Regions from separate parts of the Homo sapiens genome. Here region 2 is linked to region 1. A link is a loop called in an ENCODE intact Hi-C map of the cell type or tissue named here. Cell type or tissue: GM12878. All regions are shown on one strand. Each heading gives the region's core, and the rest is flanking DNA. Links, peaks and the distances in the headings are about the cores only.

Region 1 (4,395 bases), core at 116-4,115:
GAACTTTGTTATGCATGGAACCCAGAAGAGCGGGTGTTACGTGATATCACTCGATTATTTTTACTTTTTTTCTAGCTAAAAATAATATCCTCTATTTTCTAAGCTTCTTCCCCCACTCACAGGTTTTATTCCTCTATGGGAGGCCTTAGGTTAAAACAAAAAGTCATGCTAGTGGTTAAGGCATCAAGTATGTATGCTTCTGAAATAAAAGCTGGCAGTGGCACCAAGGGATTTTATAAAACCCAGCTGAGTCCTTCCAGAAACTTCCATGCAAAATTTATGGGAAATGGAAACACATAACCTGAGTAATTGTAACCAATGCAAAATGTGTGTTTTAGATGCCAGTAGACACACAAATGTTCTTCTGGGAAATAAAAAAAAGTAGTGGGGGTTTGGGGATTTGGGGGCAAGTGAGGATTGTTAATGGGTAAGAAAACAATAGAAAAGATGAATAAAACCTAGTATTTGATAGCACAACAGGGTAACTACAGTCAATAATAATTGTATATGTTATAAGTTAAAGAGTATAATTGGATTGCTTGTAACACAAAGGGTAAGTGCTTGAGGGGATGATACCCCATTTTTCATGATGTGGTTATTATTTACTGCATTCCTACATTAAAATATCTCATGTACCCCATACATATACACACCAACTATGTACTCACAAAATAATTTTTAAAAAAATAAAAAGAATTTAGCAGCTTAGTGCATTTTTTGTTGTTTCACCCCCATTTTCCAGTAACTACTTTATGATTTCATTAATTATTAATTTGGCCAGAGACATTGGAAATAGGGCATTTTACACATTTAAAATGTACTTATCTTTATTTATAAATCTGTTTATTTTCTCCTGTCTTTGGTGACAGGAGAAAATAAAACCTAAGACTTTTAAAGGATCATAAAGAGCATAAAAGTGACTCAAACAAAAAAAGGTCAATAAAAGAGTGAAATCAATGTTCACCGCTCAACCTCCCGTGGATGGTGAGTTCTGTCCTCGTGTTGAGTTTAGGACATCAATGACTGAGGCAAAACACCACATCAAGTTATAATCTCCTGACGACTGAATGATCAAATTGTCTCTCTTGTTAGGAAGTTTGTTACACAGTTACAACTGACTTTTTATTCTGTTGGCGATGTGAAAAGTTGACAAGTTTTTGTGAAATGACTCCATTCTACCACACAAAGCAGTTCCTGGGTTTGTTCTTCCTCTCTTAATCTTTCTCATTCTATACTTCTCACTAAGATTTTTCCCCATAGAAATCTAATTTTCTTTTCTGCAGTTTCAGATGCTGCTCCACTGACAACCATGGGGCTCATTTAAATATTTAGCAAGATTATAAAATGAAATGGGGTGAAGCTGACAAATCACACCCAGGAGAGGGCGGGGAGAGTCGTTAAGTCAAACACAGACGTTAATAGGAACCCCTAATCTCTTAGCCTGTCCCCTTTTGTGGAAGGAGGTCAGAAGCACTTGGTCCCCAGGCCGGCTCCCTAAAGACTCTTAACAAGCAGATGTTACTGTAACATGCTCAGGGAATCAAGCATAAATATGACCCTTGACCCCGGTTGTCAGCTGATCCACTGAGTCTCTTAGAAATATACTCTTAACTTTTCTAAACTCCCACTCTTTCCCACCATCCCCCTCCGTTTCGCCCGGCGCCTCCGCCTCGGGTTTCTATGCCTGTGTCTCCAGCTTTGGAGCTTGCACAGTTGCTCTCAGTGTGACCTTTCTCTTCACAGAGGTCAAAGGCCCGAGACCCTAGGCTGGCCTCTTTTCTTGCTAAAGGCCAGCTGATGAATCATTCCCAACTTGAAGGGAACAGAGGAGAAGGGAGGGCTCTGAAGGCCTTTTGAGAGAAACAACTGTGGCCTATACATCAGCACTGATGCTGTTCTGACACTTTGAAAACTCACGTTCCTCTCTGGGAACCACAGGGAGAAGGGAAGAGAGGAGGGACAGAAAGGTCTCCCTCACTAGGATAGAATAAATAGGAACAAGAACACAACACCAGGCTTCGGGGTTGTGTAATGGGACACTGTTCAGGAGAGAGAGAGAGAAATATAAACACTCTTCAACACACACGTACGAATCCTCCCTTAGGTTTCAGTTTTCAGGGTCACATTTCACAAAACAAGAAAAAAAGTGTGTGCTTTTCCCCCACTGCAATGAGTTTGGTCAAGAGGATTTTGATGAACTATTCAGAATTTTCTTGCTTGTAATTTAGAAAAATATTGGTGATTTAATTTTTAATAATAAATTATGTATATATGTCTCCTTTAAGACAAACCCATCATGGTAGAATGGGGACGGAGGGGTTGGAAGCTATGACAGCTGCCTAAATTACCTAGAAGGCTTGAGATTCTTTATTGCTCTATTTTTTCTATATATAATGTTCTGGTTTTGACTTTTAATCTGTGAGTGGTGGGTATTTTACCTGCAGTCATTTAGAGAGTCTTCAGTAGCCTACAGGAAAGGTAGGGTTTGAGAATGTCACTGTGGGGCACAAAATGCAGGAGGCTGATTCAGCTGACTGTTCAGGCCCCAGCGTGAAAGAAGCCCTAAGACAGTTCCCACGAGGAGCCCCAAGGGAGCCACACTGCTTGGACCAGGACCTGATTTTGCAGTTTGGAATCCACCAATTTACAGGTCGTCCAAGAATTAATTGTTGTGATTCTCTTTCACCTTTTCTTTCTTTTTCTTTCTCTTTCTTTTTCTTTTTTTCTTTCTTTCCTTCCTTCCTTCTTTCTTTCTCTCTCTCTTTTTCTTTCTTTCTTTCTTTCCTTCCTTCTTTCTTTTTTCTTTCTTTCCTTCCTCCCTTGTTTTTCTTTTTCTCTTTCTTTCTTTTTCTTTCTTTTCTTTCTTTCTCTTTCTCTCTCTTTTTCTTTCTGTCTCCTCTCTTTCTTTCTTTCCTTCCTTCCTTCTTTCTCTTTCTTTCTTTCCTTCCTTCCTTCTTTCTTTCTTTTCTTTCTTTCTCTTTCTTTTTCTTTCTTTTCTTTCTCTTTTTCTTTTTCTTTCTGTCTCTCTCTCTCTCTTTCTTTTTTTTTTTTTGTTTGTTTGTTTGTTTTGCTCTTATTGCCCAGGCTGGAGTGCAATGGCGCGATCTTGGTTCACCACAACCTCCACCTCCCGGGTTCAAATGATTCTCCTACCTCAGCCTGCCTAGTAGCTGGAATTACAGGCATGTGCCACCACACCCAGCTAATTTTGTATTTTTAGTAGAGACAGGGTTTCTCGATGTTGGTGAGGCTGGTCTCTAACTCCTGACCTCAGGTGATCCACCTGCCTCGGCCTCCCAAAGTGCTTGCATTACAGGTGTGAGCCACTGCGCCCGGCTTCTCTTTCACCATTTTAAGAAATTCAAAGAAGAACTAAGGAACAAGCTATGCTCTCCAACATAGTGCGGGTTTGGAAAAAAATTTGATTCATATCGTCTTATCAAAACTTTTTAAAAATGGCCTTATATTAGGCTTTGCTAACGCCACATTTCTTGCATTAAATTGACTTTAGTAAGATACAAAATTAAAAATAGGAATATTTCCATTTGCTTAGAAAATATGTTAATGAATAGAAATGCTCTCGCTTCCTTGCTTTTTCTTTCCTTCCCTTTTTGCTCCTTATCTGTTTCGTTTTGTTGTTGTTGTTGGCGGCGAGGAAGTGATCAGGGCATTGACTAAATACTGGAGATACTGTTTTCTAGATAATAGTATTAAAAAATATAAGCTGAGAGAATAAAGAAATTATTTATGCTCAGAATCTCTATTACTGGACAAGGCAGCCCAGAGATGATACCTCTTCCTAATTTCTATTATGACTTTCCATTGCTTTCATCTAGGTTCTTAAGATTTTATGTACAAACACCCAAACACTGAAGGTTATGTTCCCTTGCTTCTTCGATGGCATCTAACTCAGGACTTCTCAAACTTGGCTGATCATCAGAAACACTTGCTCATTTCTAAAACATGCATATTTCTGGGCCAGATCCCATTTTTATTAAATAATTATATCTGTGGATTTTTCTAGAGAATTTATGTACTTTATACATTATCCAGGTGATTCTTTTTGAAATTAATTTATTAATTATACTAAAGCACACATTAATGGTGTGCAAAAAGAGGTTTTGAAATATGTATACCTGTGGAATGGCTAAACCTAGGTAATTAACATATGTGTTATCTTACTTGCTTATTTTTTGTGGTGAGAACACTTAAAATTTACTGTTTTTCAAAAAACGCAATATGGTACATTATTAACTACAGTCAACATGCTCTACAATATATCTCTTGAAATTATTCCTCCTATCTAACTGAAATTTTGTGTCTTTCTGACCAAATATATCTCCAATCTCCTACCACCCCCATCCCAGCCCCTGGTAATCACCATTCTATTCTCTG
Region 2 (4,395 bases), core at 329-4,328, 530 kb before region 1:
AACAACACACACACTTATTATCTCACAGTTCTGGAGGTCAGAAGTCTGAAACACGTTGGCAGAGCTATGTTTCTTTGGAAGCTCCTGGGGAGAATCTGTTTCCTTGCTTTATTCAGCTTCTAGAAGTCAAGTGCATTTTTTGGTTCATGGACCCACATCACTAACACTCCCACCTGTGCTTTAGTAACATCTCTTTCTTTACCTCTGGTCTTCCTGGCTCCCTTTTAAAAGGACCTTTGTAAATACACTGGACAATGCAGTATAATCCCCCATCTCAATAACCTTAACTTAATCACATTTGCAAGGTTACTTTTTGCCAAGCAAGGTAACATATTTGTAGGTACCCAGGAGTAGGACTTGTACATCTTTTTTTTTTTTTTTTTTTTTTGGTGGGGTGGGGGGCATGATTCAACTCACCACAGATAAATTTACACACTATTATCTTTATCTTAGTCACAGGCAGGTACATAAACTAGGCTTTTTATTCTAATCTCCCTTTCCAGTTTGCTCAGAATTTTTGAGGATGGTTCCCAGAAAGGGAAGCAGAAGAGACACTGTTGTTGATGGCGTTATTAATACAGATTTTTCCAGGCTAAGCCAGCAAGCTATCTCTACCTGATCTCACCTCCTAGCTATTTGTCTATTCTCTTTTGCAAATGTTTCTCTCTGCCACCTGAAAATGGTAATTTTTAAAAATGTACTTGATATCGTTTGAATATGTGTCCCCACCAAATCTCATGTTGAATTGTAATCCCTCATGTTGGAGGTGGGGCCTGGTGGGAGGTGTTTGGGTCATGGCGGTAGATCTCTCATGGTTTGGTGCTGTCCTCGTGATAGTGAGTGAGTTCTCATGAGATCTGCTTGTTTAGATGTGTGGAACCTCTCCTCCTATTCTCTCTCTTTTGCTCCCTCTCTGCCACGTAAGATGCTTGCTCCCCCTTCACCTTCCACCAGGATTGGAAGCTTCCTGAAGCTTTCCCAGAAGCCAAGCAAATGCCAGCACCATGCTTCCTGTAAAGCCTGCAGAACTGTGAGGCAACTACACCTATGTTCTTATAAATTACCCAGTCTCAGGTATTTCTTTATAGCAGTGCAAGAACAGCCTAACACAGTATTTAATTTTTTTTTTTTTTTTTGAAACAGAGTCTTGCTTTGTTGGCCAGGCTGAAGTGCAGTGGCACGATCTCGGCTCACTGCAACCTCCACCTCCTGGGTTCAAATGATTCTCCTGCCTCAGCCTCCCAAGTAGCTGGGACTACAGGCGTGCTACCACACCCGGCTAATTTTTGTATTTTTAGTAGAGACAGGGTTTCTTCATGTTGGCCAGGATGGTCTCAATCTCTTGACCTTGTGATCCACCCGCCTTGGCCTCCCAAAGTGCTGGGACTACAGGCATGAGGCTCCACAGTAATTAATTTTAAGAAACTGACTGACTGACTTGCATTCTGTAGTAAGGTGCATCGCCAGCTCACAGTTTACTTCCCACTGGGTCCCAAAGGGAAGGAAGCCCCTGGACAGGGGAAAGGAACACACTCCCGTAGTGCTGCCCGTCATCTGCTATGTGTGCAATCCTTCCTCCTGTCATCAGTCTCTCACTTTGGCTTTTCTTATAACTTATCATTTAGTGGTGTATTTCTGTCCTGTTACTCAGTCTATTCTCTTGCATTTTGCTCCAATTTCATAAACACCAAGTCTTCTTGTATTTTACTGATTGAGCCAAACTGTTCTGACTTTTTCTCTGGTTCTGACAACAGAGCACATGCCATTTATCACAATTGCCATATACTTTTCTTTGTCCTCCAAGTTACAGTTGCTGTTGTTCCCTCTGTACTCTTGCTTAACCAAAGTGCCCTCCATCCAGAACTAGTATTGAGTAGAGCACTCTGGAGCACCACTCACTCTCCACTTGGGTGCTGACTAAAATCTCTTCTCAGAGTCTCAGCTGCTATCAGTTTCATGTCAATTACCCTAGCCCAATTCCAAGTATTTAATACCAGTGATCTGCTAGACAAAAATTGGATGTTATCCTAAGGCTACTGCCTAGTATGTGATAAATTAAATTTATACATAAAAACTACGCCCCATAGAATTTACCTGTCCTGAAGGACTCTTCTTGTAGGGACCGCATCTCCCACAGTGACATTTGCTAAGGCGATTCCCCACCAATGCCACACAGTTATCCCATTACATGTACTCGACAACACCTGTGTCTGCTTATCTTTTTTTGGAAATACACAATTCCTAGCAATGTTAAAAAGTTAACTATTAATCAAGAGGAAATAGAAGGGAGAAACTAAATTCTGAGAGCCTCAAAGAACCTGCAGGTACATAGTATGTTCTTAATCAGCCTAAAGGGTGATTCTCATGGGAGGCAGTCAGGGTGGAGAGTTGAGAGGGGGCTGGAAGAGCACAGAAAGCATCTTTTAATTTAAACTCTGATGGCACAGCACAGATGATGGATTGATTTATCTCTTCTGGCTGCTTTCATCAATACTCCAGTTAGTGGAAATTGTTCCCAATTTGGCAAAAGTTTGTCAATGCTAGGGTTCATTTTTAACTTTTTCCATGACTTCATGGGGGGAAGAGTATTATTTAGATGGCATTTTAAACCAAACTCTTTACACGTGATTTCTCTTCAAGGAAATGCTATGCAACACATGAGAGGAAAGGAACATGGGACAAGCAGAAAGAGAAACACTATGTTAGAGTGAGATAGCAGGCAGCTAGGCTTCACCAGGGAATCGGTCATGGGTGCTGAGTCTTATTATGTAAACTAGTTCAACGCACCTCAATAGGCAGCTTCAGATTCTGCATACTTCCAAATTTATTTGTATTCTGGTAACAGAATTGATTTAAAGTCTTTGGGTTTGCTTAGTTCTTTCTGGCCCACCTTCCTTTCCAGGTCAAAATCCTTCTCTCCACAACTAAAGTCACTTGTTCCCAGTAATTCTATCCTCTGCTTTAACTGGAATATTCCCTAGGCCTCTTTATCAAGTCCACTGTTTTCCCCAACCCTACCCCACAATGACATATTCTAAGTATCTACTCCTGTTTCCCAGTCATTTCCAGCTGGCTTATCTATGGGCACTAAACATCCTCCTAGTTGCCCCTGAAACTCTGCAGCCCTCAGGAAATCATCCTGCTCTTGCCATTAGTTCTATTAAAAGCTTGTTTTTTGGTCTCCATTTTTGTTCCACTTTGTTTATTTTCATTTTTTAAATTTTATTTTATTTTTTCAGACAGGGTCTCACTCTGTTGCCCAGGATGGAGTACAGTGGTGCAATCACAGCTCACTACAGCCTTGAACTACTAGGCCTAAATGATTCTTCAGCCTCGGTCTCCTGAGTAGCTGGGACTATAGGTACATGCCACCATGCCCAGCTAATTTTTGTTTTGTGTTGTTTGTGTAGAAACAAGGTCTTGCTGTGTTGCCCTGGCTGGTCTCAAACTGAACTCCTGGCCTCAAATGATCCTCCTGCCTCAGCCTCCCAAAGTACTGGGATTATAGGAGTGAGTGAATCACTCTTCCAAGAGTTCCTATCCTAAACAGGCAAGTTCTAGTTCAATGCTTGTTACAGGACCAACACATCAGACACCTTTTCTAATGACTCTTCCAAAAATCAGCTCATTTACATTGTTTGGGGTTGCTTCATTCTGTTTTCCTCCAGTAAATATATAATGTTTATGGGGGAATTATTTATTTATTTGCTACAGTCTTCTTAGATTTTGCTTAAATTATTGAGTAAAACCAAGCCAACCCTACCTACCGGGGAAGAAAAGAGCTTTACCCTCCCTCCCTAAGCCTGTTGGATATGGAGACCCTGGCCCCTTCCCAGCCCCTGCTAGATTGGTCTCATGTGCCTCATTTTTGGCTTCTCACAGTCCCCTTCCTCAGCTTCTGTTTTTCTTGGACTTCTTCTTCCCCTAGGAACAGGATACAATCACCACAGCTCTCAGTGGGCTTATAGTTTCCAATAAGTTCACAAATACTCTAATTTTATTTGATGATTTCATAAAGAAGCAATGGGGTTTATAGTTCTTTGCAAAAGTTGTTTTGCATACCCAAGGTATGTTTGCAAAGTGTATCTGTTTCAAATAAACAGATAAAGAGCTATTCATAATAGCTACTACTAGTTTCCACCTCTTTCTTAGGTGGTAAAGAGCCCTTCTGGTTCACACTGTACTCTAAGACTCAGTTTCTGAAACTCAAATCTCCTTAATTTTGGCATGGGGAATAAAGTCTGCCTAAACTTGCATGCTAGATGCTGAATTAAGCTACTTGGACTAAAGCCTAAAGCAGGATCCTAGGCTTGGCAAGATTTACATACACTGCCATCCAGAAACTGCTTCCTAGTTTTCCATTCAGGTACGGGTTCCTGGATCATGTACTCTAAT

The links. A loop is a pair of places that touch in the nucleus more often than their neighbours do. Peaks named below come from ENCODE experiments on the same cell type or tissue, not always from the same donor. Only the 100,000 strongest peaks of a DNase experiment are listed, where the experiment ranks them.
Region 2: a loop joins it to region 1, with 25 times the contacts of the local background. A loop is called at or near these places in 1 of 110 quality-filtered maps.

Annotation. Positions count from the first base shown.
Region 1 is chr15:95,844,392-95,848,786 of GRCh38, forward strand. No RefSeq gene overlaps it. Among named protein-coding and RNA genes, the nearest start is that of LINC00924, 410 kb to the left of the region's middle. In GM12878, for the core only: no CTCF peak of the experiment used is centred there; a DNase peak (open chromatin) is centred at 2,520; H3K27ac peaks cover 784 bases.
Region 2 is chr15:95,310,622-95,315,016 of GRCh38, forward strand. The region is part of intron 1 of LETR1 (lymphatic endothelial transcriptional regulator lncRNA 1); the gene reads right to left. Among named protein-coding and RNA genes, the nearest start is that of LETR1, 14 kb to the right of the region's middle. In GM12878, for the core only: no CTCF peak of the experiment used is centred there; no DNase peak of the experiment used is centred there.